2 separate regions of the Homo sapiens genome follow, and region 1 is linked to region 2. The links are chromatin contacts, found by Hi-C or POLR2A ChIA-PET in ENCODE. All regions are on one chromosome and are shown on one strand. The core of a region is the stretch at or near the end of the contact, and the rest is flanking DNA. Distances in the headings are between cores, read along the strand shown. Region 1 overlaps NEB (nebulin). Region 2 overlaps NEB (nebulin).

Region 1 (4,385 bases), core at 1-2,500, 77 kb after region 2:
CCTACACAAATATATCAGGATATATTTTCAAAGGTCCAGGAAAAGTTCTTTTCTAAGATTTAGTTCAGTGAAAATGCCACATTAGATTGATCACATACTCAGAATGGAATTGACAACTCACGTCACTGATGATGTCCCTGGAGGCCTTGGCCGCCACGATGGGGATGGCGTCGCTTCGCAAGTCATAGCCTTTCTTCTTTGCTTCTTCATTAGCAAGTTTGTACAGACTCTAAATTTGGGGGAAAAAAAATCAGATGCTGACATTTATATCTAAAAACTGACAGAGGACTAAGACAATTCACTAAGTTCTCCACAGACAGTGCCTATAATAATCTTTCTTTTGAGAGTTCTAAGCCTTCTGCATGTTTGTTGAAGTGAAGACTCAAAAATGAGGCTAGGTGTGGTGGCTCACACCTGTAATCCCAGCACTTTGGGAGGCAGAGGCGGGTGGATCACCTGAGGTCAGGAGTTCGAGACCAGCATGGCCAACATGGTGAAACCCCATCTCTACTAAATATAAAAAAAATTAGCTGGGTGTGGTGGTGCATGCCTGCAATCCCAGTTACTTGGGAGACTGAGGCAGGAGAATTACTTGAACCTGGGAGGCGGAAGTTGCAGTGAGCTGAGATTGTGCCAATGCACTCCAGCCTGGGCAACAAGAGTGAAACTCCATCTCAAAAAACAAAACAAAACAAAAAAAAAAGATACCCATAAAGCCCAATGCACCTTTATTTTTTACTTTAAAAATTATGTTGAATTAAGTATATATACATATTACAGGTTGTTTTAAAAAATTTTAGTTAAAACAATAAATCCAGTTTAAAAATTACAGGAAAAATTAAGCTGAAACTCATAGTTCTAGCATGGTAAAATGTGGGTGGGAGGGAAAGGCTTAACTGTTGATCATGGCAATCAATTCAACTCACATTTATTCTGCCCTGACCCTGTGTCTCTGACTGTGCGGGGTACTTGGGAATCAAAGATGAGGTTGAGACCCCTCTCAACCTAAAGGTTCCTGGGAGAACTGATGGAGAGACTGATAACCTGTGGAAGCAACTGCTGAAAAGTCAAACCACACTAATAATGAAGAGCTCCAGGAAGGAGTCATTTATTCTGAACTGAGAATCAGGGAAGTTCTTGAAGATGGGGTGACCTTTGAGTTAGACTTTGAGCAGAGTTTCAGTAGACTAAGGTGGCATCAAGTGCAGAGGAAATCACGTGAATCAAGGCACCACTGTGGAGGGGAAGCGGAGGGGTGTTGAAGGAAGTGGGTGAGGCCCCAGGGAGGAGTTCACAGGAGAGGGCTGAGAATAGCCCAGAGTTGGACTGTGAACGCCTCATTCTAAGAAGTTGGTGTTTAATTCTACAGAAAATAGGAAAGCAGCCAAAAAGTTCTCTTCTTTTTAACATCAGAGGGGAGCGCCCATGGCAGCGTCCCAGTCTGGGTGGGTGGAATAGGGGGTTGCGGGCAAAATGGGGAAGGGCACCTGGGCCTCCTGGGACTGGCAGCCGAGTAGCCGCACTAACACATCTCTGAGCTTTTTCAGCAAAGACAGAGTTGAGAAATCCAGAAATGCTGACTAGCTAGACACAGGGGGAGCCCTTTGTTTCCTGAAATTCTTGCACATGTAATGCATGGTTTCCTGTAACAGGACCTATATTATAGGTTTGGCTAATAATTCAGTCCTTTCTGACAGGGGAGTAAGACTTGATGTTTTTAGTTTTTGGTGACAATTAAAAGCTAGCTATACAAGCACTAAAATTACAGTCTCACTTCCAAAATAATTACTTAAGATGGTGGCAATTCCATCTAAATTCTCTAAATTATGCTCTGTGTGTTGATTTATGCTGCCAAATAAACAATATTTTCCTTGCTGGTGGCACAAAGCCAGGTGAAATAACTAACACATCAGCTGACAGAATCTTAGATTCACAAAAATCTCCACAGGCTTATACCCACAGGCTCAGTCTAAGAAGAAGAAATTACAGAGATAAATGCCAATCTTTGAACAGAGATAAATTACCAAACGCATAAATGCAGGATGGAAGAAACCTAACTTTAGTCCACATAAGATGTCTTAGAGTTTAAGTTGGTCTCAAGTTCTGTGTGCACCAGCAGTGACAGCTGCCAATGTATCCTGGGAGCACAGGATGCAGAATAGAGGTCATATGTCCAGAAGAGGAAATACGATAGTTAAGTGTATTCTACATCAGTCATTCCCCACTCATAGTATTTTGCTCAGTTCTGAGAGTCACATTTTACTAGTGATGTCATGTGAGGAATGCCCCGCAGCTTGGGATATTGGATTTGAAGGTGAACCTGGGGTGAAGGTGGCAGGGGAGGCACCCTGGTGCTGCTCTCCATCTCTGGGGGTTGGCACAGATTTGTTCTGTGCAGCTTCAGAGGACTATGTGAGTTTACAGAGAGAAATGTTGTGACTCAATACATCAGAAGCTTTCTCATAAATTTTCCAGAACGAATGGACTGATTTATGAGATCAGCTCCTTGTCACTGGGAACCCTTAAGCAAAGGCAGGTCAAAAACCTATTTGTGGGGAGGGGTACCTTTGCACTAGGGTGGAGGCTTGACTCTCTGCCTAAGCCTCTATGATTCTGGAATGATGGCACGTGGCCCTGTGCACACTGAAAGTGAAAGGAAATGGGCTTGCTAATATTTACACTGACAGATATTTCTCTCTCTCTGTGTGTGTGTGTGTGTGTGTGTGTGTGTGTGGGTTACCTGGTAGTACTGTGGATTTTAGTTCTTGCCTTTAATCTTATATACTAAAAATCTTAAATTTGGATCCTAAACCACACTTAGGAACAATATATGGAAAATATATTTACTACAGTTATGCTTTAGCATAAAGGGGAGATACATGTATAGGTCAATTGCTAATATCCTAACTTCAAAAAAATAATAAAAGAAAATGGTCTACATAATCTCATGGTTACAGCTTAAATAATTAGTTCATGTCATTTGTATTTCCTAAATGATAATTCATATTGCATAAAGTTTGACATTTATGATGGTGATTGAGAAATGCAAGAGTTGTTATTCACATGAAACATGAAAAAGATTCTTTCTAAAGCTGTCATTTGGTATCATGTCATCATAGAGTAGATCAACTGAAATAAGCAGCAGTGTGCAAATGTCAAAGAATCTGCTCTCACCTCACTGTAGTTGATTTTGTTCATTCTTGCCAACATAATTTCTGGTGTGTCTGGCATTATGTGGATCTGAGTCTTGTCTTTGTCCCAGGCTTCTGTGTATAAACGCTATCAAAAAAAATACACAAATTCATCAGGAAAAAAGTTCTGTGTATAGTTAATAGGAATTTTAGGGCCACAAAAACTTTATAAAAAAAAAGAAAAGGTTATGTGTTTTATACACATTATGTGTTTTATGCACATCTTCGGGTAATAAGTTCATAAAGGAATGTGTATTTATAAATGCCTTCTAATAATCTGAAATGTATGTTAACAAAAGGAAAATGAGAATAAGCATATTTTATGCAGACTATTTTTTGATAAAATATGCTACTTTATCAAAATCATGAAACAATGACTAAATATCAAAATATACATGATATATATCAGTTATTAATAGATAGATGAGAAGCCAATAGATACATAGACAGATAGATAGATGCCTTTTATTACTCAATGTTCTTTCTTTCCTCATTAATGTTTCTTTTTTGTTGATTCAGCTTTAGGAGCCCCACTTCGATTCTTAATTTTGAAGTCTCACCTTGTTCATAGTGATGGCATTATTTTTGGCCAACACTTGTTCCAGAGAGTCAGTCACACTGGTAAATTTGAATCTGTCTGGAGGCTGGCGATAGATTTTATCACTCAAAATTTCAGTTGCCCTTTTGCATTTTTCCACATCCAAAGAGCCAATGGACACCCAGCCAATGCCTCTCATCCACTGGAGATCAGACTTGTACATATTCTGTTGACACAAATAGCCAATAAATATTTATCTCTGTATCAGCAATGCATTTTCATCTGAAGGATAAGAGATCAAGTAAAAGCACTCTCAAAATTTAGTTTGGTGGACGGGCCAGGTATCACACAATATTCCTCTTTGGTCTGAAGGGTTAAAGGATTAAAATTCCTGTCGATAAAGGCAATGCTATTTGCCTCCTCCAGGGGCTGGTGAGCTTGTGCCATATATTGCCATTTTCTCCAAGGGGTGTTAAATAATTTCCCACCTCTGCACGTTATTATGACTCTCAGTACTCACATCGCTCTGGAGGTCATAGGCCTGCCGAGCATGGATGACGTCGCTCTGGTCGGGCAGGCATGTCCACTGGTGCAGGTAGTTCTTGTAGTCCACATCGCTGACTAAGGTCTGGCACTTCTTGGCCAGCACCACCCCC
Region 2 (4,239 bases), core at 1,499-3,998:
CCTTGATCAAGTCAGCTTCATCACTGGGATGCAAGCCTGGTTCAACATATGCAAATCAATAAATGTAATCTATCACATAAACAGAACCAAGGACAAAAACCACATGATTATCTCAATAGATACAGAAAAGGCATTTGACAAAATTCAACAGCTCTTCATGCTAAAAACTCTCAATAAACTAGGTATTGATGGAATGTATCTCAAAATAGTAAGAGCTATTTATAACAAACCCACAGCCAATATCATACTGAATGGGCAAAAGCTGGAAGCATTCCCTTTGAAAACTGGCACAAGACAGGGATGCCCTCTCTCACCACTCCTATTCAACATAGTATTGGAAGTTCTGGCCAGGGCAATGAGGCAAGAGAAAGAAATAAACGGTATTCAATTAGGAAAAGAGGAAGTCAAATTGTCTCTGTTTGCAGATGGCCTGATTATATATTTAGAAAACCCAACCGTCTCAGCCCAAAATCTCCTTAAGCTGATAAGCAACTTCAGCAAAGTCTCAGAATACAAAATCAATGTGCAAAAATCACAAGCATTCCTATATACCAGTAAAAAACAGAGAGCCAAATCATGAGTGAACTCCCATTCACAACTGCTACAAAGATAATAAAATACCTAGGAATCCAACTTACAAGGGATCTGAAGGACCTCTTCAAGGAGAACTACAAACCACTGCTCAAGGAACTAAGAGAGGACACGAACAAATGGAAAAACATTCTATGCTCATGGATAGGAAGACTCAATATCGTGAAAATAGCCATACTGCCCAAGGTAATCTATAGATTCAATGCTATCCCCATCAAGCTACCATTGACTTTTTTCACAGAATTGGAAAAAATTAAAGCTGGAGGCATTACGCTATCTGACTTCAAACTATACTACAAGGCTAAAGTAATAAAAACACCATGGTACTTTTACCAAAACAGATATATAGACCAATGGAACAGAACAGAGGCCTCAGAAACAACGCCACATATCTACAATCATCTGATCTTTGACAAATCTGACAAAAACAAGCGATGGGGAGAAGACTCCCTATTTAATGAATGGTGCTGGGAAAACTGGCTAGCCATATGCAGAAAGCTGAAACTGGATCCCTTCCTTACACCTCATACAAAAATTAACTCAAGATGGACTAAAAATGTACACATAAGACCTAAAACCATAAAAACCCCAGAAGAAAACCTAGGCAATACCTTTCAGGACACAGGCATGGGCAAACACTTCATGACTGAAACACCAAAAGCAATGGCAACAAAGGCCATTGGAATCTAATTAAACTAAAGAACTTCTGCACAGCAAAAGAAACTACTATCAGAGTGAAAAGGCAACCTACAGAATGGGAAAAAATTTCTGCAATCTATCCATCTGACAATGGGCTACTATCCAGAATCTACAAAGAACTTAAACAAATTTACAAGAAAAAAACAAACAACCCCATCAAAAAGTAGGCGAAGGATATGAACAGACACTTCTCAAAAGAAGACATTTATGCGGCCAACAAATATATGAAAAAATGCTCATCATCACTGGTCATTAGAGAAATGCAAATCAAAACCACAATGAGATACCATCTCACGCCAGTTAGAATGGTGATCATTACAAAGTCAGGAAACAACAGATGCTGGAGAGGATGTAAAGAAATAGGAAGACTTTTACACTGTTGGTGGGAGTGTAAACTAGTTCAACCATTGTGGAAGACAGTGTGGTGATTCCTCAAGGATCTAGAACTAGAAATACCATTTGACCCAGCAATCCCATTACTGGGTATATACCCAATGGATTATAAATCATTCTACTATAAAGACACATGCACACGTATGTTTATTGCAGCACTCTTCACCATAGCAAAGTCTTGGAACCAACCCAAATGCCCATCAATGATAGACTGGATAAAGAAAATATGGCATATATACACCATGGAATACTATGCAGCCATAAAAAAGATGAGTTCATGTCCTTTGCAGGGACATGGATGAAGTTTTAAACCATCATTCTCAGCAAACTAACACAAGAACAGAAAACCAAACACTGCATGTTCTCACTCGTAAGTGGGGGTTGAACAGTGAGAACACATGGACACAGGGAGGGGAACATCACACACTGGGTCCTCTCAGGGAGTAGGGGGCTAGGGGAGGGATAGCATTAGGAGAAATACCTAATGTAGATGATGGGTTGATGGGTGCAGCAAACCACCATGGCATATGTATACCTATGTAATAAACCTCCACGTTCTGCACGTGTACCCCAGAACTTAAAGTATAATAAACCAAAACAAAACACACACACGCAAAAAGGTTTTACTTAAGAACATTAATGGTTAGAGGTCATAAGATTTAAAGGCATAAAGAGTTAGAGGATGTATGATCTTCTACTATATTTAAACAGCTCATGAGATTTAGGGTTTGTTTGTTTTACAATTATGTTTATATCTAAGAAAAGTTCTACCTAAAAAAGGAGAATTAAACAATTTTTAAATGTTTTCTATTTCATTGCTATAAAATAATTTATATTAACTGGGGATGGTATAATAACCGGTTATCATATTCACTGGTTTATTTTTGCCCTACATCCATGTAATTCTATTGAAAAAGTCTATTTCTGTAAGGTGTATTATGTCTTCAGCCCATCCTTACTTCTGACTCTAGCAGAGATTATCATGTGCAGACAGGCAGTCTGAAAGGTCACATCCTGTCCTCTTTGCAAGTGCTTGTGATTCTCTCCAGGCAGCAGAGAGAGACAGGCAGTGAGCACATAGACTCTAATGACTGAGCATTTGGAATTATTTCCTGGACATGCCCACGGGAGTGCTAGGGGTACTTCTGGACAACGTATGAATCAGCCTGAAAGATTCTTGGAGTGGAGAGCAGGGGAGGGGAGGGAGGGTGGGAAAGCTGTCATGTTTTTGCTTTACTTACATGGCTGGCCAGATGCTTCTGGTTCTTGGCGTGTGTCAGGGACAAGGTGCTGGAAGGCAGGATGTAGCTGGTGGCTTTCACTCTATCCCAGGCCTCCTTGTACAGGTTCTGCAGGAATTAAAGACCTTCTTGTGAATATGGGAAAATGCATCTGGTTAGCTTCTGAGTAGCAGGTTTTCCTTCTGTGTCTGTCCTTCTCACACACTCCCTACTAACTCCCAGGACTCCTCTTTAAGGTGGGGCTTATTTAATTGTACCTACTAGAATTTTATGAGGTAAAGTAAGATTGAAGGTCCAGGAAAAAACCATAGAAAAGCCTTTAGGGAAAGAGTGTCCATCCCATTTATTCTCTTACTGTCCCAGAAGGGGGAAAGGTGGCTCATATATAAGGGGGAAAAAAAACTCAACTCACACTGCTGTAAAGATTCTTCAGGTTTCTGGTTCTGTCATAATCCACTGTTTCTAGAACTGTTGTGTATTTGTCCTTAATCTGATGATAATTTTCTTTATATTTTACCTGTAGACAAGCAACAATAGGTTATTCACCTCTGTTGTTAGAAAATACATAAAGACAAGAAATAGTTTGTCCCTGGAAGAGGAGTACAGGAAGACGCACCTCACTGGCATTAATGCCACTCTGAACAGCAGTCACATAGAGGGGCGTGTCTGTGACCAGATTATAGTTTTGTAGATTTTCTTTACCTGCTGCTGTATATTGTAGCTGTGAAGAAAAACAAAAGTCATCAAAAATGGTAACATACAGGTCTGTCATCAGCTGTAGCTGCTTGTGCCAACTTACATGTGCCTTTATTTCTGGATTTCTGCTTTAATCCTAACAAACAGGCTGTCATTCTAGAGTCCTGCAGACTTTGTATGGCTGCCAGAATGAATAGCTTCTCTTGACTGAGACTGGGGTTGAGATTTTGGCCATTTTGTTGCCTTTTCCATGCCTATTCTCCATCCCTGACAGCAGCCCCTCACTTTTTTTTTTTTTTGGTTTCGAACACTTTTTTTTTTTTATTATTATACTTTAAGTTTTAGGGTACATGTGCACAATGTGCAGGTTAGTTACATATGTATACATGCCCCTCACTTTTAACATTCCATTACAACTGCCCTATCAGAGCTGAACCACGTGCTGAAAAGTTTTCCAGATACTGATCTTTTTCCTCCAAAACTTATCTACCTGTAATCAAAGGATGCTTCTACCTCCTACTCTCTGCAAGTTAACTTGATCAACTAAGGTACAGATGCTTGAGAGTAGTTCACTAAGAAACACCTCCCAGATAAGCTTTTATTATAAATGTGCATTGCC

Evidence for each region. Hi-C counts contacts between places; a loop is a spot of excess contacts on that map. ChIA-PET counts read pairs that join two places held with the same protein, here RNA polymerase II (POLR2A). Pooled maps may share reads with other maps.
Region 1: a loop to region 2 is called in a map of astrocyte of the cerebellum, with 4 times the contacts of the local background. The contact joins two enhancer-like sites. A Hi-C loop is called at or near these places in 4 of 168 maps with a recorded cell type or tissue (GM12878, PC-3, astrocyte of the cerebellum and 1 more), 2 of 37 single-sample maps with no recorded cell type and 2 of 50 pooled maps. POLR2A ChIA-PET finds 5 or more read pairs at or near these places in 1 of 52 experiments (CD4-positive, alpha-beta T cell).

Annotation. Positions count from the first base shown.
Region 1 is chr2:151,636,106-151,640,490 of GRCh38, forward strand. NEB (nebulin) reads right to left here. Exons shown (of 182, transcript NM_001164508.2): 61 at 4,250-4,385; 62 at 3,752-3,955; 63 at 3,175-3,279; 64 at 122-229. Among named protein-coding and RNA genes, the nearest start is that of NEB, 96 kb to the right of the region's middle. Within about 2 kb of position 1,251, at least 11 of the 41 ENCODE cell types and tissues checked have a DNase peak (open chromatin) inside an H3K27ac peak, as active enhancers do.
Region 2 is chr2:151,557,668-151,561,906 of GRCh38, forward strand. NEB (nebulin) reads right to left here. Exons shown (of 182, transcript NM_001164508.2): 122 at 3,541-3,645; 123 at 3,337-3,441; 124 at 2,925-3,032. Among named protein-coding and RNA genes, the nearest start is that of RIF1, 150 kb to the left of the region's middle. Within about 2 kb of position 2,749, at least 3 of the 41 ENCODE cell types and tissues checked have a DNase peak (open chromatin) inside an H3K27ac peak, as active enhancers do.